Regions from separate parts of the Mus musculus genome. Here regions 1 and 3 are each linked to region 2. A link is a loop called in an ENCODE intact Hi-C map of the cell type or tissue named here. Cell type or tissue: left cerebral cortex. All regions are shown on one strand.

The links. Hi-C counts contacts between places; a loop is a spot of excess contacts. Peaks named below come from ENCODE experiments on the same cell type or tissue, not always from the same donor. Only the 100,000 strongest peaks of a DNase experiment are listed, where the experiment ranks them.
Region 1: it touches region 2 in a loop (3-fold over the local background); 2 of 42 quality-filtered maps call a loop at or near these places.
Region 3: it touches region 2 in a loop (10-fold over the local background); 14 of 42 quality-filtered maps call a loop at or near these places.

The regions. Positions count from the first base shown.
Region 1 is chr5:33,216,411-33,224,410 of GRCm38, reverse strand. Spon2 (spondin 2, extracellular matrix protein) reads left to right here and starts at 6,173. Exons shown (of 6, transcript NM_133903.3): 1 at 6,173-6,463; 2 at 6,948-7,167; 3 at 7,591-7,814; 4 at 7,887-8,000. The coding sequence starts at 6,951. In left cerebral cortex, a CTCF peak has its summit at 5,427; DNase peaks (open chromatin) are centred at 3,713 and 5,562.
Region 2 is chr5:33,271,492-33,279,491 of GRCm38, reverse strand. It overlaps Ctbp1 (C-terminal binding protein 1), which reads left to right and starts at 4,488. Exons shown (of 10, transcript NM_001198861.1): 1 at 4,488-4,713. In left cerebral cortex, CTCF peaks have their summits at 307, 4,204 and 5,244 (motif pointing right); DNase peaks (open chromatin) are centred at 4,431, 4,892, 5,268, 6,422 and 3 more places; H3K4me3 peaks cover 3,070 bases; H3K27ac peaks cover 2,430 bases.
Region 3 is chr5:33,331,625-33,339,624 of GRCm38, reverse strand. Maea (macrophage erythroblast attacher) reads right to left here and starts at 4,053. Exons shown (of 9, transcript NM_021500.2): 1 at 3,980-4,053. The coding sequence starts at 4,048. In left cerebral cortex, no CTCF peak of the experiment used is centred here; DNase peaks (open chromatin) are centred at 3,489 and 4,169; H3K4me3 peaks cover 2,282 bases; H3K27ac peaks cover 1,783 bases.

The DNA.
Region 1 (8,000 bases), 55 kb after region 2:
ACGCTTGCCTCTGATGGATTGGTTTTCTCTTGCCGATCCAGGACTCTTTGGCCTGTGAATGCTTAGCTATGACCGTGATGGTCTTGCATGTTCCATACAGAATCATTGAGCTTCTTGGGTGTGTACATTACCTTTTGTCATCTGTCTTGGAAAGTTTCAGCTGTTACTTTTTTCACATAATTTTTCTCTTGTGAATGAAAATTCCTGAAAAGAAACCATGGCTGGCTCTGTACAAGAAAACTCCTGGAAGTAGCCTGTGTCTGCAGAGACTGATGGGCCAACTGGAATGTCAGTGCTGTGAAGACGTGGGGATTTGGTAGGCTCAGAGGCTAATTGCTTTATCTTGGACTAGTGTTAGCCTTCTGGAACAGCCATGCCCTGCCACACTCTGTTTCTGAACTAATACTCTAGGATAATAAATAAAAACCTCTCAGAAGCTAGTAACTTAGAACTAACATCTTGCGATAATTAATGAAAATCTCCTAGAAGCTTTAACTTAGCAGGACACTGGCTTCCACAGAGAACCAGACAGTGCCATCAGATGCCATCTTGGGTCTGTGTATGATGCAGTTGTCCCATCTTGTACCTACCTCTCTGGTGCACCCATCAATGTCTTTTAAAGTTGCCTTGATTCATGGCAATTTTTGTTCTATAAAACGTATAAAAACCCTGCGGAACTACTACTCCCACACTGGAACACAGAATTGGGGGTAACCTAAATCTGTGTTTCTGGGGCCATGGTCATTCAAAATGGCTCCAGAATAAACTGTTTGCTAGTCCCTTAGGACAAGAGTTATGGTTTCTACACAGACACTCTTGCATCTCCTCTTCTCCCCCTTGGGACTTCAGTTACGCAATTGTTTGTGTTTGAGGGCTCCCTGCAAGTCTCTAGTGTTTGTTTAGTTTCCATTATCCTGTTTTCTTTCCGAGACTGGATAATATCAACTGATCTATTCCTTTTATGGACTTTTAATCCCGTCTTCCCAGATCTCCTGTGGTGCTCCTGTAATGAAAAGAATGGTTCAGTTATCTCACTTTTCAACTTCAAGGCTTATGTTGTCCTGTAATTTCTACCATTCGCTGGTATCACATTCCTCTGTGAGGTATCACTCTCACACTTTATCAGATGTGGCTTCCTCTGCGGGATGCAGCCAGTTTGTGGCAGGATCGTATTACCTACTCCAGGTGGACCTATAGCTTGTTATGGAGAGGAGCCTGGCTTGGAATTTGTCCTAATCCTGCTTCTGCCTCCTAAGTGCTGGGATTGGATGTGCGAGCTGCCATGCCTGGCTCTTAGGTCTCTGAGCATGCTTGTGACTGGTAAAGTCTTTAGCCAGTGTCCCCAAGGCCTGTGCTTCCTCAGTGCATTTTTGTAGCTGCTTTCTTACTCTCTGTATGGGCCGTGCTTCCTTCTGCTTTTGCATGTTTTGTACATTTTTTTTGCTGGAACCTGAACAGCTTAGAGAGTATAATTTGACAGCTCTGGAAATTAGATGCTTCCTCTCTTCAGGGGTTGCTGTTTGTTGAGGTTTCTTTAGTGACTTTTCCAGCTTAAGTTTGAAATATCTGTGTTCTTTGCCATGCATGGCCATAGAATCTTTTCCTGGTTAACTCAGTGGTCAGTGAATTACGGGACTGAAGATGCCTGGAGTCAGTTCATCTTCCAGCTGTGGGCTTCTCTGTATGTTGGGACACGATAGAGACAGTCAGCCAGGCACCTAGTAAGTGCATTAGCCCCCACTTCCTGCTTTCAAAGAGCCCCAAGTTCAGTCAGAGGTGAAGCAGGGGCCTTGTCAGGCCTTGCCTGAGCACTGGCATTTCCTGAGCTCTTGGAATGTACGGCCTTCTAGGGTCTTAGGAATGTGCCAGGAGTTCTCAGCGTCCCCTGTGTCCTTCCTGCCTCTGAGATTTTCATTCTAGGTATTTTGGCCTCGCTCGATCTTTACCCAGCCCTTGGACAACAGCCTTAAGCATTACCTGTAGTTGTTTCCAACAAAAATCTCTGGGGACAGGCTTAGAATCAAGTCATCTAAGGTCAGCTTCCCAAGTCGCGTCTTCTAGGGAGCTACCAGAGAGTGGACATAAAGATGACTTTCTGGAAATGATGCTCTAAGAAGTCTCCAGCCTCATGCTGTCCCAGGCCTTGGCTTACAGTCTCTAGTTTCACTATCAGTGGAGGAAAAGTTTAGATCTGAGGTAGTTAAAGGCTTGCCACCTTCCCTAATTTTTTGACAAAATAACTTCCCATTTATTGTTGCAAGCCTTTGGTTACTTTCCAGAGTACCCAAATCCCTGTCCAGACATTTCTTCCTTTTTTTAACTTTGTGAAACAGTCTCACTATGCAGTTTTGGCTAACCTGGACTTAAGTGTGTAGAACAGGCTGACCTAGAACTCACAGAGATCCACCTGCCTTGGTCTACTAAGTGTCAAATCCAAAGTAAACACCAATTTCCCAAACTCCAAAAAGGCAGTCCAAATATTCAGAAAGGAGTTCAGCATGGACTGGCACTTAGATAAAAGCCAGCATTCATCGGGAGCTTGAAAAACTGATTCCCATCTGCCCAAAGGAGTAATTCCCCTCACCTTTCAAAGTCCATGCCAGCAGCCCGCCTTCTCCCCTACCCTGAATGCCCTCCAGCTCATAGGCTACTCCCCCCAGCTACTCATCTTCCTTATAACCCTGCTATTTCTCACTATGTTCCTCTCCCTGTCCCTGTCCCTGTCCCTGTCCCTGTCCCTGTCCCTGTCCCTGTCCCTCTCCCTCTCCCTGTCCCTCTCCCTGTCCCTGTCCCTTTCCCTCTCTCCTATAACAAAAGCCTTCCCCTTAACCATACCGTTGTGTGGTCCTGTCATCACTTTAGACACCACGTTCTGGTCCTGTCCAATTATCTTTGCCTGTTTCCTTGTTGCTTTGATGGAGAGAGTTCTCAGGAGTTCTTACACCACTCCACCCCCATTTTTGCTCTCTCTTCACCTTCACATGGGTTTAGGGATGGAATGTAGGTCACTAGGCCTTAGCAGTCATTTCGTTGCCTCAAATTCACATTGAAAGGAGGCCAACTGTTGTGCCATAGAAGGGGACAGTCTGCCTTAGAGCCACACAGCATTGGCCAGTCTTCTCCTGACCGCTCAGGTGCCAGGCATGGTCTGGTCTCCTACACTTGCCTGGTACAGACATGCTGTGCTGACTTGGGAGGACATGTTCAGTGCTCCCTCTGGGGTTGCGTAGTTGTAGTGCTCACACTCGTGCAAGCGGCCCCACTTGCATGGGCTCAGAAGCTAAGGGGTGTGGATAGGGTGGGTGCTGAGGCTTCTTGCTCTCACTTTCTTCCTAGATGTCTTCCAAGAAACCAAAGGGCGCAAAGCTGAAGCCAGGCCTTGCTCACTGGATAGAGTTCAGGTCCTGAGTCAGAGGGTGCTATTTGAAATCTGACCCAGATTACTGACATGGGAGACAGGAAAGGAGGGAGGGAGAACAGAAGGGAGGAAGGCAGCAATGCCCCGTGGGACAAGTTCCTGAGCGGGTTGGTCTAGCAGCCAACTTTGCAGCCCAGCTAATTGCATAGCTCTAGAAGTTGTGCCCAGAAGCCTAGTCCAGAGTCTGCCCTCAGCCTACTCATGCCTCTGTGAGCACATAACATCCTGCAGTAAAACTCAAGCTGCTTACGGGGCTGGGATGGCTTTCCCTCTCTGCAGGAGATGGAAAGTAGTCGTGAAGTGGGCTGAAAGGCTAGTGTGGGCGAGCAGATGCTACTCTGGGTTGGATGACTGCCGAGCTTTCCCTGAGACCCAAAGCCAGCTTGGAAGAGCTCTCTTTAGGTAGAGGGACTGTAAGCAAAGGCCCAGTGCTGGGACTGTCCAGTGCCCAGTAGAGAGGGGGAGGGGAGCTCACGAGGGAGCCAGTCTGGTAGCCCCATTCTGGGAATACTGCCCAAGGCTGGACTCTTGAAAGCATTTGTATAGAGAGCATGCATCATGGAGCCAGGTTGGAGCCGGTGAGCAATGGAGTGTGGGTCGGTGGGTGCCTGCGGGTATGGTATCTGAGGGTGAGTTTTTAACTCATAGCTGGGACACCTGGCAGCCAGGCATGCCCGAAGCCTGCGTGCACCACAGGAGACAGCCATGCTATGGGTGGGGATCCCAAGCTTGAGTCAGCAGATGTGACTTGGGAGCATGTCTCTGCCCAGGTCAGGCCTAGGAGCCTGTGCCACACCTAAGGAGGGATATAAGCCCTGAAAGAACCATTGTTACACTGTGGCCAAGTCCTCCCCGTGTCCCATCATGTCCATGAACATGCTCAGGGATTTTCCTTTTTAGGGGACACTGCCACCACTAAAGGAATTTCTTGCCTGGCTAGCCTCCTGCCCAGCCCTCCTGGGGCAACCCTGGCTTGGCGGTGGCCACTCTGTTTGGAGGTGTCTGGCTTTGGCTTGTTCTCATTGCCAAATCAGTGGCTACCCAAGTCACTTCATGGACTTGAGGCTGAGAGAGAAGCTTTCTGCTGCCCTGGGCTGGGGCTGTTGATGACTACCTTGTCGTTTGGAATACAGTGAGCCTTAGGGGCTACGCTGGGCATAGGGATCTGGACTGAAGTTGCCCACAGTGACTCTTGGCTGAGCTGGAGTCATTTAGTATCCTCTTCCTAGGAGCCTAAGCTCTGGTAGGTGGACATTGGCCTGGCTAGCTCTAGGTACAGATCTATGACTGCTCTAAGGACCCCCCCCCCCACACACACACACAAAAACACATAGCACAATCAGCACTGGCTCCTGCATCCCCTCTCCAGTAACACTGTGAGCATCCTGGTCCCTGAAGCTCTGGAACTCTTGCCAGATGTGAGAAACCTGGATCCTATGACAAGCATGGTCCATAGCTAGTCACAGAGCACAAGGCAAATTAGAGGAGAGCAGGCCTCTGAATGAAAGGTCAACAGTAAAGATCCCTCGGGGTCCACAGGGCCAAGTCCATTTCATAAGAGCGTCTGTCTACGCCCATTGTCCGTTGAGGCATAGTGGGATTTTCTAAGCTGCCTTAGGGCGCCTTTATCTGAAAAGGGGAAGAAAGTCCTTGTTCTAGTGTTTACGCAGGCTTAATTGTCGTCATGGCTTCCTTCTGCATCGGTTGGATGAGCTGTAGTAGATACAGCAGTTCGACCATCTTCTCTCTGGCCACACGGTGGGAATATGTACTGCTGACAAGCCATGCCACATCGCTACTCGATGTGCGACCTACAGCTGCTCAGCTTAAGCCATTGAGCAACTGCTGTTAACACAGGCTAGCTTGCTTATTGTAAGTGAGTTGCACACGGGTAGCTACAGCCACAGAAGCTTTAGGCTTCTTGGTGACTTTCACCAGCAGCTTGAGACGTTCTGGGGCAGTCTGTCTTTGGTCTCTAGGCCTGGTGCCTAAATGCTATGTCCACAGTTGCCGCTATGTGGCTGCCTTATTTATTTGAAATGAGGGTGAAGTCATTCTCTTTGTTTGCATTTGAGCTTCGCAGATTCTATTTATTCTCTCTCACTGTCTGTCTGACAGTGAAACATTAACTTGGTCCAAAACCCAGAATGTGTCTTGGAGCAGCTCCCTGGATATTTTGGTACGTGGGGGACCCGGCAGAGGTTGCGTTTGTCGTCTCTCTCCACTCTTCTTTCTACTTAGTTCTTAGGCTTCCTCAGTAGTTTTGAGAGTATTTCCCTGACACTGCACTGCAGTAAACATCAGAATCTACTACCCAGTCCAAAGGAACACCAGAGGCCTGGAAGCTGGGAGGAGGTGGACCAAGGAGCAGCTTGAAATCCCCGAGCTGCTTTCCTTCGGCTGGCCAAGTGGGCCCTCAGACCCCTATGAGAAAGAGGTGTCTGGCTGGCTGAAACCCAGAGCCCCAAAGCCTTTTACAGCTAAGCTGGTAGATCTGGGGCTCCTCAGCACCCCAACACACACACACACACACACACACACACACACATTTGTCAAGTGGAGAAATGTGGGTCACATCTCGACCACATCTGTGGCAAAGTTCAGACAGGGCACCAATGTGGCCTCTGGCCCCAGACTCCTATCTCTGAACACAGAGCCCCTTGCAGCACCACCCAGAGACAGCCTGTGAGAGGAGGGAGGAGGGCGGAGAGAGGGAAGGGAGAGGGAAAGACAAAGAAAGGGGTGCGGCAGGGCAGCAGTTAGCCCGAGGGGGCGGAGAGTGAGCTCAACTTGGAGCAGGTCACAGCAGTCAGAACTAGTGAGAAGGTTGAGCAGAGAACCCCTGCAGCAGGAAAACCTCTTGCTTCCTTGTCTCAAGCCCCTTCTGGCACTTTCTGGGACCAGGCACTGAGGCAGAAGACAGGAAGAGCTGGGGCCTATCTGCTGGCCAGAGGCACTAACCTTGGGCACACATAGGATCTGGGAGCTCTGGGACCAATCCTCCAGCTGACAAGCCCAGCAGCCTGCCTCTGACGCTTTTGCCAGGTGAGTGGTTGTTCACATCTCAAGAGGGCCTGGGGCTCCTGGAACAGCAATCTGTAACACTCAGAGACTACCCTGGGGGCTGGGCATGACCTCAGCTTTGCTAATCTAGCCCCATGCACAGCTAGTCCATGAAGTGTACAAGCCAGGCGCACTTCACAGTGCAGGGGACACAATGTAGAGCGGCCAGGAGGTGTGTGACAGAGATAATTGTAAACCCATTGACCTTTTGTCCCTTGGACTACAGTCCTGGGGGCTGTAGTTCACAAGTTACACTGACATTCTTGCAGACAAGCAGTGAAACCGGCCACGTACCTGGTGCCCTTTTCACTGGGCGGCATCTGGGAAACTCTCGAAGGACATTCTGGGGACCAAACGGTGTGTTTGCAGGCATCTCACTCTGGGAGCTCGTTCTGTTCTCTCCTGGGGCTCCGTGGACAGGGGCCCTGGGACTAAAGGTGCCAACTCTTCTCTCCCTCTGCTGTAGGTGATGGAAAACGTGAGTCTTGCCCTGGGCAGAGCTCTTTGGGTCTTCCTCCTGGCCATGATAGGCTCCACCACGAGCCAGCCGCTGGGGGGAGAATCGGTTTGTACAGCCCGGCCTCTGGCTAGATACAGCATCACTTTCATTGGCAAGTGGAGCCAGACAGCATTTCCCAAGCAGTACCCCCTGTTCCGGCCCCCTGCACAGTGGTCCTCTCTGCTGGGTAAGGGCACCTTTCCTCCTTCTGCCTCATCCTGGAGGCTACAGGGCAGGAAGCAGTACCTGCTGGCTTCACAGCACACAGTACAAGTCACTGTCATCTGAGAAACATCCAACACAGGAAGCCCTTGCTAAATACCCACTGTCCCAGTGGCTGTTGGAGGGCACAGTAGCTGCGGGAAAGCTGGGGACACCAGTCACCCAGCCAGGCGTCTTAGCCACATAAGTGTGAAGGATGTTACGGTCTCTCTGTGTTCAAAGTGGATGTGGCTCCTTACCATTCAGTCAGGGAGCTGATATTTGGGGAGGGGGCGGGGGCAGGGGGAGAGGGACATGTGTCCCCTGGGGACAGCCCCGTGGGATTAAAGTCTATAGCCCTGCTGCTGTCCACCCCGCTGGATACTCATGCAGTCAGGCCTTTGCACAGGGGCAGCTCACAGCTCTGACTACAGCATGTGGCGGAAGAATGAGTATGTCAGCAATGGGCTGAGGGACTTTGCTGAGCGTGGTGAGGCCTGGGCACTGATGAAGGAGATCGAAGCTGCAGGAGAGAAACTTCAGAGTGTGCACGCAGTGTTCTCAGCTCCTGCCATCCCTAGCGGTACCGGGCAGACTTCCACAGAGTTAGAGGTGCACCCTAGGCACTCGCTGGTAAGTTGTGGCTAGCCTGGGAGAGGGTATGTCCCGATGGCTGCAGCTGCTAAGTCTTCTGGTCCCATCCAGGTGTCCTTCGTGGTACGCATTGTCCCCAGCCCTGACTGGTTTGTGGGCATCGACAGTCTGGACCTGTGTGAGGGAGGCCGCTGGAAGGAGCAGGTGGTCCTGGATCTTTATCCA
Region 2 (8,000 bases):
TGTAGACAAGCCCAAATGTGTGCAGAGCTAACCATGTTGTGCTGTGAATATTTTGTAGCAGTGTTTTGATTTCATATTATTTGTTGACAAACTATAGCTGTAAATACAGAAAATCTGGAGGCCGGGAGGTACACTAGCTGTGGCACCAATCGTGCGTGGTTTTCCACAAAGCACTGAGAATCTGGGTAGGAAAGTGAGGCCTTAGCTGTAGAGCCCACTGATGCTTGTGGTGCAGATCTGCTGTGAGGTTCAAATTTTGCAGTACCTTGGTGTGGGTTCACTACAAATGTTTACTATACTCCCACTGGAGCCCTCTAGCGGAGCTATGGGTACCATACTCAGGAAAGATGAGCTGTGAGCATCTTTACACAGACCCAGCCTTGCAGTTTCTGGCTACATCAAACCTCTCTTCTGGGAGTGTTTATCTCTCTTCCAGGCTCATGCTGGGAGCTCTGAGGCTCTGGGAGGATCCCGATTGCTGCCTCAGGATGGGGACTGTCAAAGTACAGAATTTAGCATGTGCGAAGTGTCAGGGAGCTTTGAGAAACACAGGGCCATATGCACAGAAAGTTGCTTATTGGTCATGAGTGTTTAAGCGTCTTGCCTAGATCTAGTCACTGCACTGGATAGAAGATAAGAGTTCAGTGGGTGGCCATAACCACAACTAGAGAAGACAGCACTAGGAATAAGTCAAGACTGGCAACAAAGGGGATACAATTGCCAGTTCAAAATGTTTGTGGATACTTGCTTCCTAGATGTCAGCAGTGTTTTGGGAGGTTGGAAAACCAACAGAACTTGTGGATTAGTTAGCAGAAGTAGGTCACTGTGTGCACAAGGGGTGGGGTGGGGTGGGGTCGTGGGGTGGGAAGTGGGGTGTTGGAGGTTGTATCTGCTCTCTGCTTCCTGATCTACTAAGATATGAGGAGCCCTGCTGTATGCTACCACCACTGTGGGCTGACCCGCTCTCATTTCCACCTTCCCTGCCATGACAGACTACCTCACCTGAGCTAAAATAAACCCTTGCCCTTTTAAACTGTTTCTTTCAGGTTTTTTGTCTTGGTGATAAGAAAAGTAACCAATACATAGAGGAGCCACTGGCACAACACTGAAGAGGCCTGTAGGGAGGCTGTGGAGCATAAGCAAGCAGCTGCTGATCTGTGGCTCACTTTTATTGTCGTCTATTTTTCTATTGCTGTGAAGTGATGCCATGACCAAGACAACTTAAACAAGAAAGAATTTAATTCAAGGGCCCAGAGTTCCAGAAGGTTAGAGTTTATGGCCATTGTGGCAGTGAGCAAGGGCATAGGTAGGTAGGCATGACGCCAAAGCAGTTCCTGAGAACTTAACATCTGATCTGTAAGCAGGAGGCAGAGAGAGGGACCTGAGAATAACACAGGCTTTTGAAACCTCAAAGTTCACTCCCAGTGACACACCTCCTAATCCTTCCCTAACAGTTTCATCAATTGGGGATCAAACATTCAAATATATGAGCTTATCTTGGCCATCTTCTTTTAAATCACATTTGCTTAATTTTAAGATGTGTCCCAGAAGTTGAGGGAGGGGTTGGCTACAGCTACATTTCAAAACAAAATAGATCCAAAATAGCTGAGAGTGCCTGCTTCTCAGGAACCCTCTTTACTGGACTCAATCCACTGTGAAGTTTTTGCATGTGTTATCTTCTGCAAGCTCTGTCATTCAGTGTCCAAGGCAGAGGCCTAGATTGCTTTCTCCAAATATTGTTTGTTTACCCCCACCTTGGTGTATTTCAGCCTGATTCCAAATAGAGAGGATGTAGTATAAGGACCTATGTCTCCACTAGCTTTTCTGCTTAGTGGCCAGACTTTGGGCTCTGCCTCCTGTCCCTAATACTAACCTTCCTCTAGATGCTACTAGGTATTTTTTGAGTCACCCATCCGCATCAAGCTGACAAGCCCTGTGGGGTCTCTGCCATTTGTATCTCAACAACCATGATATCTCTTCCCCAAACCTGCAAACTCAGCTCTTCCTGGCCTCCAGCCACAGCCTTCTGTTTCCTGCACTGTATCTGGACTTTGAATTTTCTGCTCACTTTCTGGAGTGTTGTTTTCCTAAGTCTCTGCAGAGCTCCGGGGCTCCACATGTTCCCAAACACCAGGTCTCACTAACAGAGACAACACCTGTAAAGTTTCCTAATATTTTCCAGGGCCTCAGCAGATATGTAGGTAGGTGTCTATCTTTTGGTGACCAGAAGAGGAAGTAAGCATTACACTGTAGAACTTAGAGCATCAGAATATACCTCTAATATGTCTTATAGTGCATATGGAATATACCTATAATATGTCTCATAGTGCATATGCTTAAAGCTCCATCCAGTTTCCATACTATTTATTCTATAAGTTATGTAAACAATCCGAATATTTGAGAAAGGCAGAGTGTAAACCTTTCATGTTAGATTCTCAAATTACTTCGAAGAAGGGCTGGCACACAGGGCAGTGCCTTGGGCCTGTCTCTCCATAGGTCTCTTTGGTTGGGTACAAGGTATCCTCTAGTCTCAGAGGGCAGATGTGATTTGATTAAGCTGAGGGGAGTGCTGTGTTACCAGGCCCATTCCTTGGATGAAAACCTAGTACTCTCTGGTAAGGGAACAACTGGGATCCCCTTATCACTCTGATAAGTGTGATCCCAGGGAAAGTACAGCTTTGCCAGAGGATAAACAGCTGAGGCAGGCAGGATGGGTCCATTTACCAGTAACCAGTCTAACCTATGGCCTGTGGTGGAGACTGCCAGGGTAAGGGTAAAACATCATACTCTCTTACTGGCACCAGGATGATGGCTCAGGACTTCAGACCTTGAGCAATGCTGAACAGAGTGGAGTGAGGGTGAATGTGGCCCAACAGACACCAGATGCTCTCTCAGGAGCAAGTGCTTACAGGTGCCTTTGGGCAATCCTAAGGTCATAGGGTCTCTTAGGATGGGCATGTTCAGAACCACCTGTGCATCTCCACATCTCTACCTAGTGGCTTTCTACCTCACATCCGCAGGAGCAGACTCCTGCCTGCAGGGACCATCCCTGGAGTAGGAGTCCAAGCCAGTGTGATGGTGACAAGAAGCCTGGGTTTCCGAGGCTTCCTGGGAGGTTTCCGAGGTTTCCTGGGAGGCCCTAAGGGTTTTTTTTTTCTTTTTTTTTTTTCCATTTTTTTATTAGGTATTTAGCACATTTACATTTCCAATGCTATACCAAAAGTCCCCAATACCCACACCCCCCCCACTCTCCTACCCACCCACTCCCCCTTTTTGGCCCTGGCGTTCCCCTGTACTGGGGCATATAAAGTTTGCAAGTCCAATGTGCCTCTTTCAAGTGATGGCCTATTAGGCCATCTTTTGAGCCCTAAGGGTTTTTATACAAGCCCTGATATAATCCCTCACAAGGATGGAGTGATGTGGTGGTCCTAGTCACAATGTGCAAGAAAAAGTGGGAATTTGGGCAGCCTGAGAAGGAATAGGAGGTGTCACTCTGCCATGGAGTTGCTATGTTAGGATGGAACAACTGGGAGGAGCCCTTTGGATGGATCTGTAGGGAGTCACCTGCAGCTCGAGAAAACTGGAACAGACCAGGAGAGACAGTCCAGGATAGGGGTGGGGATTAAGGGAAAGTGTACATCTGCTGGCTTTCCCCCCTAGCCCTCAGTCTATTTAGGAAATACTGTAGCAGGTTTGAGACTCCACCTGTTAGATCTTTTTCTCCATCCATGTCTGCCAATAGATGGAATTGGAAGGTATTTTCAAAGCATTTTTTCTGTAAACAGATGCCCAGGCCCTTGTCATCCCTCATTGATACTGCCCACCTTTCTCAAAGATTTGATTTTCAAAACTCGTAACCATATGGCCTTCAGCATCCTTCAGTTTGGACTGTTCCCGTGATGTTATTATTATTATTATTATTAATTATTATTATTATTTTATTTTATTTTATTTTTTTTTATTTTTATTTTTTTTAACAGCTAAGCGGTATCCCTCGCTACGCCTGTCTGACAGTCCCACCAACAGTCAGTCGCTTACTCTGGGGTGGCCAGCGGGCATCTGTCCCTGCGCACAGATCACTTTCCCTGGCTGGGGCGCTGTCCAGCTCCTGGGTCCTGGGTCCGCGGCCCCAGCTCTAGCGCACAAGGGGCCGAGTGAACCGCTCTCGCTGTCCTCTTGAGGCCCCGGCGACTAGACTGGTAGCGCCCCACGCGGATGGGCTGCTTCACCACTCAGGCTCCGGCCCAGGTCACCGCGCCAAGGAGTGGCAGGGGCGCAGTCCGGGGTACGCGCAGGGGAGGGGAGGCCGGGGGCGGGTACAGCTGGGGGCGTGTCCAGGAAGGGAATCCAGCCTGGGAGGGGCGCTGGGGGTGGGGGCCGAGCGTCGGGCCGGCGGGCAGCTGGGCCCCTGAGCCGCCCGCGTACGTCCAGCGCGCCGCCTTGCCTGCAAACAGCAGACCAACCGAGGCCACGCCCGCGCGCGCGCGCCGCGTGTCCCCGCCCGCTCGTCGGTCGGAGCGCGGCTGGCGGCGCGGTGGCGGCTCGGCACGGCGGTGGCCGGGCGCAGGCGGCCGGGCGGAGTAGCAGACTGCGCCGAAGCCGCCCCAGGCGCAGGGCTCGCGGCGGCGGAGAGCGCCGGACTCATCGGGGCCCGCGGCCACCCGCACCTTTCAATGGGCAGCTCCCACTTGCTCAACAAGGGCCTGCCGCTGGGTAAGGCCGCGCGCGCGCATTTCCGGCTGCGGGCGGGGGGTGGAGGGGCGGGGGCGGGGCGGCCGGGCGCGCGCGGCGCTGGCTTTGTGTGCGAGTGCGCGTGCGCGCTCGCTGCGCGCGCGCCTGGTTGGGGGGGAGAAACCCAGGAGGCCAACGGGTGATGCGCATGCGCGAACTGCTGCACGCGCGTGCGCGTCCCTATTTTCCGATGCCCGCTCGCGACCCGCGCAGGTGACAAAGGGGCCTGTGGTGGTGCGACCCAGACTGTGACCGAGCCGGGCCTGTCTTCCTGGCCCGGGGTCCCGCGAGGATCCTTCTCGTGGACACCCAGCCGGGACCTAGGTGTTCCCGGAGTGACGAGCCTGCGGATTCCGCATGGGCCTCGGGTCGGCAGATCCGGGAGCGGGTAGTCTCTAGAGGTGGCGCTGAGGGAACATGGGTGGCCTACATGCCTATCACCCCTCTGGTCGACTTAGTGATGCTCAGCTTGGCACCTGGATTTGGACCACTTACGTTTTTTTTTATTCATTTATGAAAGTCCTTAAGCCACAGGGGTCCTGCCTGTGGAGGGCAGTCCTTCCTTGGCTGCGTTCCCTGGCCGCGTAGCCTGGCGCACGCGCAGCGAAGACGACCCCACCTTCGGGCGGGGCAGCCGAGAGGTTTCGGATTAGGGAGGAGCCTTTTGCCCACCGTCCAAGTGCCCTACAGTGTCCCTCTCTTTGGCGCTTCCACTTTAATGACCACACGGCTTGACCCCCAGCTCTGTTCTCACAAGGGCACTGCCTTCTTCCTTATAGCCTGAAAGCTGGCAGGGGATGAATCCTCGCAGCGTGTGCTGCCAGCAGGAAATAAGGAACTGTAGGCAGGAGGGAAAAAGGGAGGCGCCCTGTGATGGCCCACTATACCTCTTATCACACAAGGCCATTTTGCAGATCCTGTCAGTTTGTTTCAGGGTGTGGCGGGGTAAGGCCCTCCAGGCCTGCCTTCATCCTGGACTGGTGGTGGGTACTCCTCCCCTACACTGCACCTCTTCAGAGCTGAACTCCCTGGAGGCTCATGTGTATACACACACACACACACACACACACACACACACTTTTGTAGGAAGAGGCTCTGCACCCAAACCAGCAGGGTTATAGTCCAAATTTCCCATGGGGTAGGGAGGGCAGGCCCAGCCCATTGCCTTCCAGAAATCAGCAGGACAGCCTTGCCTGTCAAACCTTTCCTGGCCCAGGGTTATGTCCCTTGTCGTGTTGAGCTTTTGATTGATTAGGACAAATTTGCCTTGTAGGAAGGAAAAGGGAAGGAGTTTAGCTGTCCAGTATTTAGGAAAGTGAACCCAGTGAGCCAGGGTGTCAGCAAGATGATACCTAGCAGTTTTATTCCCCGGGTAGTATGTTCCCTTACTGTGTTTTGCTTTGTCACTTCCAGATTCAGAGCACGTGTCCAATATAAACAGGGATACACAGGATGCTTACCCCAGTGTGATTGGCATGCAGGACATCGGGGCTCCATTATAGAGTTGGACTAACATCTTTGAGACCCCGGGGGAGCATGATCTCTGGAAGAATGATAGCAGGATGTGAATATGGGCTGGGCTCATATGTGTGTTCTCTCTGTTTCATCTGCAACATGGGGTGACAGCTGTGGGATGTGCCAAGTTCAGGGACAGCGTTGTGGTGTAGTGTGGGGTCATACTGTTCTCCGGAACTCTATGAGTTTGCTTGTCTTGTTACTATTTAGGGTGGCAGCTGTGGTTTGAGGCTGCTCTTTCTCTGCATGGCCCTGCTGTATGTGTCAGCCTGGCTTCCACAGATGTCTGAGGGCACTGTGCCATGTTAGTTGTACATAGTGTGGGCTGGGGCCTGTGGAATCCTGGTGGGACCTCAGTGATACACTGTCCTTCTCTGGCTATTCTATCTTCTGTCACCTGTGGACCTGTAGCAGGTTTCAGCTTGTGTTTCGCCCTTTTCCAGATGAGTCTCATGCTCAGAGAGGTCTAGTGTCCCCTTCAGGGTTCTAGGTGGGACAGACTCCTGTCCTTCCAGCAGCTCACTATTTCCTACCTGCCTTTTGTACTTCATTGGTGAGTGCCCACAGGGTAACCTGGCAAGAAACTTGTGTGGACATTGATCCTTAGATCTGGGTACTGCTGAGGACCCCCTGTCCATGAGACCTACTAGCTGTGTGGCCTCCCGGCATGGTATGGAAAGCAGACATGTCCTGAGGTCTGTACTGCATGGCAGCACCTTTACACTAGCTTTCATTCTTCTAGTGTCAGGAAAGGATTTGGCTTGCTTGGTGCTGGGCAGGGGGCCTGCCTTCAAGCCCCGGGATGTAAACTTCTTCACAAGAGAGGCAGCGGCTTATGTGGACTTGGTTTTGTAGTTAACCCATGGCACCTGAAAGTCTGTCAGCACCAGTGCCTGCATTCTGCATCGTCACACTCACTGTTAGCAGTGACTCTGGGTTCTGTGGGGTAGACGGGTTCAGCCTACCGTGTCTTTCAGCAGTCCTGCAGCAGCTGCAGCGTCCTTGTCCCTCTGGGGCTGAGGGCCATGCTCACAAACATGTACTATCTTTCTCAGAGCCCAAACTGTTACTGTGTTGGGTGGTAGCTTTAGAAGACACGCTCATTTTCTATAAAGTTGAAACTTTCTGTGTGGCCTCTTGTCAGATTTCCCTGACTTGGCTTCTGTGAAGTCCCAGGTCTTTGTATGTCCCCAGTCAGCATCAGACCTGTGTTATAAAGACAGAGTCGGAGCTTGGAGATTTTGGGACAGGGCTACATTGGCTTGGGTGGGTCAAAGGAAAATTCAGTAGGGTTGGGATTATGATGTACGGGCCAGGGCTGCAAGGGTTTGTACCTCACTGGGAGCATGGAAGTGAGGACTCAGAAAGATCTGCACCCCTCCCCCACATTGCTATCCCTTGTTTTGAGTGGCTGTGGTGCTCTTCCTGCTACTGTCTCCAGTAGAAATACATAGGGCTGCTCCGTCTGGAGATAAGTCTGCAGTGAAGCTTTCTGTAAATCCCATGACCTCTGTGTCCTTTACAAGGCCAGGGCTCTCTACAGCATTGGAAGGTTGTCCTGTTAAGAAAGGCAGGAAGGGAAGTAGTCTCCAATAAGCTGGAAAGTCGTGTTCTTCCAGTGAAAATAGTTTTCCCAACTGGCTTTGGAACAGGCAGGTGTTCTAGGATGTCAAGACTGGCAGTATTTGTTGTAACACACACAGGCAAACTGCTACACATAGACACAAAGTAGCCAGCATGATTGGAAATGTGGC
Region 3 (8,000 bases), 60 kb before region 2:
AGGCTGCTCCAGACTAGAACACAGAGTGTTGAAAAGTGGCAGGGTTTGGCAAATGAATAAAATTACAGTTTTCTAAGTACTTAAGGGCAAAGAGTGGACCAAGCATCCTTAGTATCAAACAGCCTGAACACTGAGAACAGCTGGCTCAAATTTGTATATGAAAAGGTCTGGCCTACTCTAGGATTCCACTATGGCCACCACCTAGCAGTAAGTGCATGTCCCAAGTCAAACTTTTATGGCTATTAGCATCTCTCATACTTGATGATCCTCCCAACGCAGCCAAGATCAGGTTTACAAAACTGCTCTAGAAGTTTAATCCAGGGTATGCACTAGGCACTCACATTCTCTGTGATAATTCAGGCTGTGAATTTCCAAAGCAGTATTTGGTCAATCAGTCTGTTATCAAATGCAAGGCAGGAAAGGCAAGGAAGTATTTCTGTAAGAACAAACTTCAAGGACACGAAAGATTATGCTTGAGAATACTGTACCCAGGTTTCCGTAAAGCAGCAGCAGCTCTGTGTGTGTGTGTGTGTGTGTGTGTGCATACTTGAGTGTCTGTGTATAAGAGAACTGTGGAAGCTGGGAACCTGACTGGGCTCCAAAGAGGATCAAGGTACACCACCAGGGTGAGATTCAGAAAGAAGCTGGGGTCCAGGGCTGGCTACCCCAATATCTTCAGGTCCTGACACTGGACAGTTGCCACCTGATTAGGTGGCAAGTAGAAAAGGTGACACAATACTATGCTACAGCTACCTGAAGGGGGGGTTAAAAAAAAAAGAGTAGAAATATTAATGGAATGATGATCACTTCAGTAGACTAAAGAAGAAAAATCTCCCTTTATAACAACAACAAAAAGCTTAAAAAAATAATTCAAACAGGGGATCTTAGTTTATGATTCTGGGCCACGAATCCTAGTCTCCCCTTGCTTCAAAGACCTGTCACTTTCAATCTGGCACCAGTCAGACTTCAACAGGAAAAAAAGCTACAGTCAGAATACAAGAGGATGTCTCATGAACCACATTCCCAGAGCTCTGAAAAACACAGAAACAAGTTCCCTAAAGCAACATTCAGTCCAGAGGTCCTCATGCTGGTGACTTTGTATCCAAGGCAACCTGGCAATGTCTGGAGGTATTCTGGGGATACTCCTACACCTGGTAGGTAGAGGCTAGGGATACCACTGGGATAATGAAGCTGGAAGGTTCCAAGGCTTATAAAGAAGCCTGTGCCAGGCCACCACTATGGAGGAAACACAGGAACAGAAAAGAGCCATGCCCAGGGTCAGGGGATGCCACCATAGCCCCTCACAGGAAAAGAAGATGGCTGCCAGGTGCCTGAGACTGCAAAACAGACATCTAGGTCCACTGCTTAAGCCACCCGCCAGATCCCAAGGCTGCACATCTGAAGAGGCCTTGCTCTGCAGGTGAACAATCTGTCAATAAACATACATAAGTTATGAAATGTTCAAAGAATAAATCTTAAAAAATTTAAGTCTGTCCAGTATACTGCAGTCCCAACTGCTTTTGGGGAGCCCTCCAGCCACCAGTCTTCACTTCTGGGAGGGATCCCAACCCACATGCCATACATGCATCTGGACCCTCCTAAGGACTGACCACAAACACCTCTCTCCTGGTATTCTGATTGATTCTGTCATCAAACACTTCTGAATCAAAGTATAAAGTGCCCACCATCAATTACTGTTGAAAAAGTACAGAAGTGCAGCTAAGTATGCATCTCAGTTGGCAGGATGTTTGCCCATCATGCAGATGTCCTGGATCTGATCTCTCTCACTGCACTGCCTGGAATCCCAGCATTCAGGAGACAGTAAGAAGGATCAGAAACTCAAGGTCATCCTTAGCTATCCCAGTGAGTTACAGCCCAGCCAAGGCTACAACAGACCTGTCTCAAAAAAAAACAAGTCAAAACCAGCCAAACAACAACAATGTAAGGGGAAAACGTGAACAAAGCAAAGATACACTGTCAACAAAGCAGAGAAGTTATAAGGCAAGGGTCTGCAGGACCTGGAGGGAGTAGCATTTCTACTCACAAAAACTTTTCTTTCTATCATTCGTCAAAGAGAAAAAAAGAAAAGAAAAGGTGTGATTCTGTTTCCATGACACCACCACCTCTCTGTACCTGCACAGAGATCCACAGAATCGTTTTCGTCAGAGCTGTGCAATAGCTTTGGAATGCAGAGTGCATTCCTGGTCACCAGAGGACGGACTGGAGGAACCCTGACCATCCATTTCACTGCCTAATGCGTTCAGTAAGCCAGAGAGGGAGGGAGCTCTGAAACCTTTCCTGTCTGTGGGTCCCAAATTCACCAGCCAGAACAAATAGCCACGTTCTCCCAAAGCAACCTCATTGCAACAGGTCTGGAAGTCCTGGCGAGGCCCAGACGTCAGTGGTTACAGGTCTAGTGATAGAAGGCCCCAAGTATGACCACTGTTAAGAGTCAGGGTTTCCATCTGTCAATCAACAGAAATCCAAGAGTGCCAGGAAACTACAGGATTGGTAAGAGTCACCTGTAATCCCAGCACTCGGATTCATGGCCTACAGAAGCCTGCCTCAAAAAAAAAAAAAAAAAAAAAAAAAAAGAAAAGAAAAGAAAAGAAAAGAAAAGAAAGAAAGAAAACAAGGCCTGAGGATGTAGCTCAGTAGCAGAGCATTGGCCTAGCACGTACAAGACCGAGGTCTGTCACAAGTACCTCCTACTCCCCCAAGCCATACATTTTGAACATCTGACAAAAAAGACTGGTGGTGTTTGCTCCCTTCCTTAGTCAAATAAAGCACAGGATACAAAACATTGATCAAATATGGCTGCTCACCAACTATAGAAGAAGGCCAGCTGGGCCTTGCTTCTGCCCTCCTGTGAAGACAAACTACTCCAGAGCAGTCAGATGTCACAGGGACAATGACAAGAGATGCCTTCCAGGGAATGCCAAGACTTCCATGTGCAATATAAGCTCGCTCACTTCACCCTCGGGGAGGAAAACAAGTGCTCCCTAGGGCTTACATCAGACAAGGGAACACCAGCAGAAGTCAGGTGCCTCCCATACAATCTGGGTCTCCCTAAGCACAGAAAAAGCGGTCTCGCCTAGAACCTGTAGTCTTCAACCTTAGCTAAACGACCCACCCACCCACCACCAAACAACCACTGGGTCACCAAAGAGATGGATGAGGTGCCAAGAGCTCCAGAAGAAAAGCTGCCCAGACCTCAGCCAAGGAATGTAGAACACGAAGGCTCTGCCGGCCTTCCTTGGAACCAAAGAATTTTTTTCTTCCTCTTAAGGCTTTTCTTCCCAGGTACTTCACCGCAGTCCATCCGGTACCATCAAGCCCTCTAGCAACTGAAGCCTCCCAGTCTTCCGGCGGGGATGAACGTTTGTCCTAAAGGAACGCACTGGCGCAGCGACCACCCAAGGTCACGCCCCGGAAACCAAGGGCAGGAGCTGCGCTGGAGTTCTGGGGACGCCCAGCGAGGCGGGGTGCCACCGGGTCGCCAGTGCTCCCCACTGGCCCCCTAATTAGCACCAGAGGCATGCCCGCCACGCCCCAGGCCGAGCTTCCGGAAGGACGCCCCGGGGCCGCCGCGACCCACCTCCGCGTCCAGGGCCCCTGGTTCTTTAGTGCCCGCCGCCCCGGCCGTGGCCTCGCTGCCCGCACTCGCACGGCCCGCAGCCTCTCGGCTTTGAAGGCTGGGTGGGAGGCAGGGCTCAGGCCCCGCCGCCCGGGCCTCGGAAGCCCTCTGACTCTGTCGCCCCGCACCACCTAGGTCACAGTACACCGAGAGGTCCCCCTTGGCCCCATCGGGAGGCCCCGGCCCGTGCCCATCGCGCTGGAGAGCCGCAGCCCCACCGCCCCCGACCCCGCCCCCGGCCGTGCAGTCCCTCCAGAAGCGACTCCGGCAGCGACCCAGCCCCTGCACCACCACGACCCCTCCCAAGATGCGGTGGCGACCCTAGCCGCGCCTAGAACGCACCTTGAGGGTCGGGTACTCCTGCACCTTCAGGGTCATGGACAGCTGGGCCGCCGACTCCTGCACCGCCATCTTGGGCCGGCCGAGCGGAGGAGGCGGGTACGGGGCACGCCGGATAGTGACGTGCTACGTACGGGAGCAGGCGGAGCGGCTATGAGTCTGCACCAATCGTGTCACCGGGCCGCCCGAGCGGAAGAAGGCCAGAGCCAATCATCTTTCACGGGCTCGACCAATCGCCGGCAGCTCTAGAGAGCGGCTTCCTCATTGAATTGTCCGCTGGCGTAGGCCGCAGATGCGGATTTAGTAGAGCGGGGATCCCGACGCCATGGACGTTCGGAGGGTTGGGGCTGAGACGACTCACGTTGTGGTCGCACCCCCCCCCCACACACACACCTCCGAAGTCGCCTCCCGTAGTGGTCACAGGCCCTGCCTCAGCGCTCGGTGGCCGTTATCTCTGAATGGTCACTTAGGGGTGCGGTTTTTGCCATCCGGGAACTACTTTCCTTCATCTCCATTTTCGCCGATTAACAGCTCTGGCGTCCAAGAGCGGGCTTCCCAATAAAAGATAAAGAATGTTTACAATAGAATAAGACAGGGAGGGGCTATCGAGCAGCTGTGCTTTCCTGCCAGTAATAACATAAGGAACACTTGGGAACTGCATTTGTGAAAAAGCGATGAATCCTTGATTTGGGGTCCAAAAGGCGTCTGAAGGTGTCCAGTCCCTGACCTAAACTTGTAGTCAAGTTGAATTCCTGGAGCAATAGTAATGATCAGTTAACATCTTTCTGATAAACTAAGCAACGTGGATCTTCCAGGGCTCCTGAGTGAAAGCAATTATCTGTGATGTAGGCTTCACCCTACAGCACATGTCACAAGACCTGAGAATCAGTCTGTTCCCTAAGGCAATGAGGACTTCTTTAAACCACCTGAAAAACAGAATTGAAGTAACTATCAACCAGACCACACCTTGACTGAGATTGCTTAATTATCATGCCTTTTACCTACATTCTAATTCTTCTATTTTGAACTCAATTTGGCCATTTGTTGGTAGCCAGACAATAAACTTGAGGGTCACTAAAACCCTTTATCTGAACTGAATGGCTTTTTTTTTTTTTTTTTTTTTTTTTTTTTTTTTTTTTTGGTGAATTGAACCTACCTCACGTTTGCATGATTTCTGCAGAAGCCAGAAGAGAGCGTTAGATCCCCCAGGAACTAGAGTTACAGATTGTTGTGAGACAAGCACATGGGTGCTGAGTACTAAACTTGAGTTCTCTACAAGACCAGCATGTGCTCTTAACCCATGAGCCATCTCTCCAGCCCTCCTCGCCTGCTTTTAAAATTAAAAATGGAATTACATTTCATTCCTTAGGAAATGACTTCTACATTAAGTTGTCTTTTGTATTTTACAGAACTGGATCTTTGTTTTGTTTTTCCTTGAGACTCTATCTTGGAACTCTATGTAGACCAGGCTAGCCTCGAACTCAACAGAGATTCTCTTGTTTCACAGATCTTCTGTGCCCCTTCTCAGATGATACCATCTCCCATGCAGGTTCCATGCCTCCCTCCCCCTAGTCTTTAGTCTTATAGAGTTAGATGATGAAGAAATCAGTGACTGTGAGTCCTCCAGTCCACATTTGCACAGTGGCATTACATATTCCCCTCTGTAGCCATTCTGTCTGACTCTCTTACATGGTCACATTTAAGTCCAGGGCTGTAATATATGATGTTGGCCCCCTTAGAGGCCAACTTTGTGGCTTCCTGGATTCAAAACTAACCCAAAGAGAGAAACATATATTCTTCTCTGATGCTGTCAGTGAAAGAGCCTAGTGGGGAAACCCCCACTCAACTCCCGATTTGGCGTGCACCCAAGAATCACGAACAGACGACCATCTTGATGTAAAAACACGAGGTAGTTTAATGGCAGAGCTCTGGGTCGAAACATATCTCACGCAGGAGACAGTGGTTTCGACCCCTGTTGCGTCCAACTCAACCAGCAAGGAAAACAAACCACCAGTTCTTCTTAAAGCAGTTTGCTCAGGCAGCTTCTCTCTTCAAATCCCCCGCCTCTCGGGGTACAAGAGTTTTTATCCACTCAAGCCACAACCATGCCTCAATCAATCACCACAGGTCACATCACCTCACCAGGCAGGCTTGCTCAGCCAATCAGGGATTAAGGGCAAGCCATCCACCAAATATGGGCTTGTTGACTGCCTGGCACAGATTTCTGTCCGGCTGACCAGGGAGTCCGGAATGGCTTCCCACAGACCCTTTAATGGCGGAGCTCATGAAGGAGACAGTGGATTTGACCATGAGGCTTGGAAGCTAGTGGTTTCTAAAGAAAAGGGGTGGGGCTGGGGGAGGAATTGGCGCAGTTTCACATGATTGGTTCATTTAAACATCAGCAGGGAAGAATTGGCGTGGTTTCACATGATAGGTCCATTTAAACATCAGCAGCCTGTTAACATTTAACTTAGGTCAGAAGGGTGGGAGATAGGGAGGCGCCAGGCCAGTCTGGCATGTCATTCTCTTTATCTTTCTTTATCTTTATGGCCAAGCAGCCTCAGGAATGTCTTAACGACAGGCCTGCCCAGGCATGTCCTGGCCTGTTCTGCTATGTTCTCAGCCCCAGGTTTCAAAGCACACAAACAACTCTTTGGGCTATTTGACATACATTACATGAATCACAGGTCTCAAGTTTTATTTTCTTTCATCAGGATGGTATGTCTAGGGTTGTAGGAATGAATTCTTATTCTGTTGATTTAAAGAATAAAAAGACAGGAAAAGCAAAGCCTTACCATTCAACCATGCTTTGTTGAAAGCAGAAGCGCATACACAAAGGCATGACAAAACACAAAAAGATGATGGTCTCCCCAGTAGGGAGGGAACCAAAAGATTGCGCCAGAGTCTGCTCAGATGGTAGGGAGATTTTATGTTTGGGCATGTGTTGGGAGCCGCCCCCACATTCGCCGTCACAAGATGGCGCTGACATCCTGTGTTCTAAGTGGTAAACAAATAATCTGCGCATGTGCCAAGGGTATTTTACGACTACTTGTACTCTGCCTTTCCCGTGAACGTCAGCTCGGCCATGGGCTGCAGCCAATCAGGGAGTGATGCGTCCTAAGCGAAGGATAACTCCTCCTTAAAGGGGACGGGGTTTCCGCCATTCTCTCTCTGGCTCTGGCGCCTGCTCGCTTGGTCCTAAAGATGTAAACAATAGAGCGCGCTCTGCGCTTTGGCGCGCCGGAGCTCTGGCTCCTAAAGATGTAAGCGGGGCGCTTTCGTTTTGGGGCTTGGGGGTTTGCGCTCCTGGCTCCTGAAGATGTAAGCAATAAAGTTTTGCCGCAGAAGATTCTGGTTTGTTGTGTTCTTTCCTGGCCGGGCGCGCGAACGCGAGTAAGAATTGGTGCCGAATTCCGGGACGAAAAATTCCGGGACGAGAAAACCCCGGGAAGAGAAAACCTGGGACGAAAATTACCATCACCGGCGCAAGGAAGATCCCTCATTCCAGAACCAGAACTGCGGGTCGCGGTAATAAAGGTTCCCGTAAAGCAGACTGTTAAGAAGGATTCAACTGCATGAATTCAGAACTTTTCAGCTGGGGGAACAGAGTACCAGTGAGTACAGCTTTACAAGGTCAGTCTGGTCTTGAACTTTCTAAGGAAATTCAAGACAGTCTATCAGAAGTAAAGTGGAAAATGGCTTTACAAGGTATGTTTGGCCTTGAATTTTTTCTAGTGTTAGAAGCCCTTTTGTTCCTTTTCACATGTTATCAAGTGGTTAAGGCAGGGCGGATTCTAGATGAAATTCAGGACAATCTATCAGAAGTAAAGCGGGGAGAGAGAGTAGGAGCAAAGAGAAAATATGGTACACAAAATAAGTATACAGGCCTTTCCACGGGTCTTGAACCTGAGGAAAAGTTTAGGTCAGGTAAGAATACCTGGGGAGAGATTGGAAGGAAGGAGAAGAAAAAAGAAAAGAAAAAAGATCAATTAGAGAAGCCAGTTCTTAGTAGTTCTGAATCAGA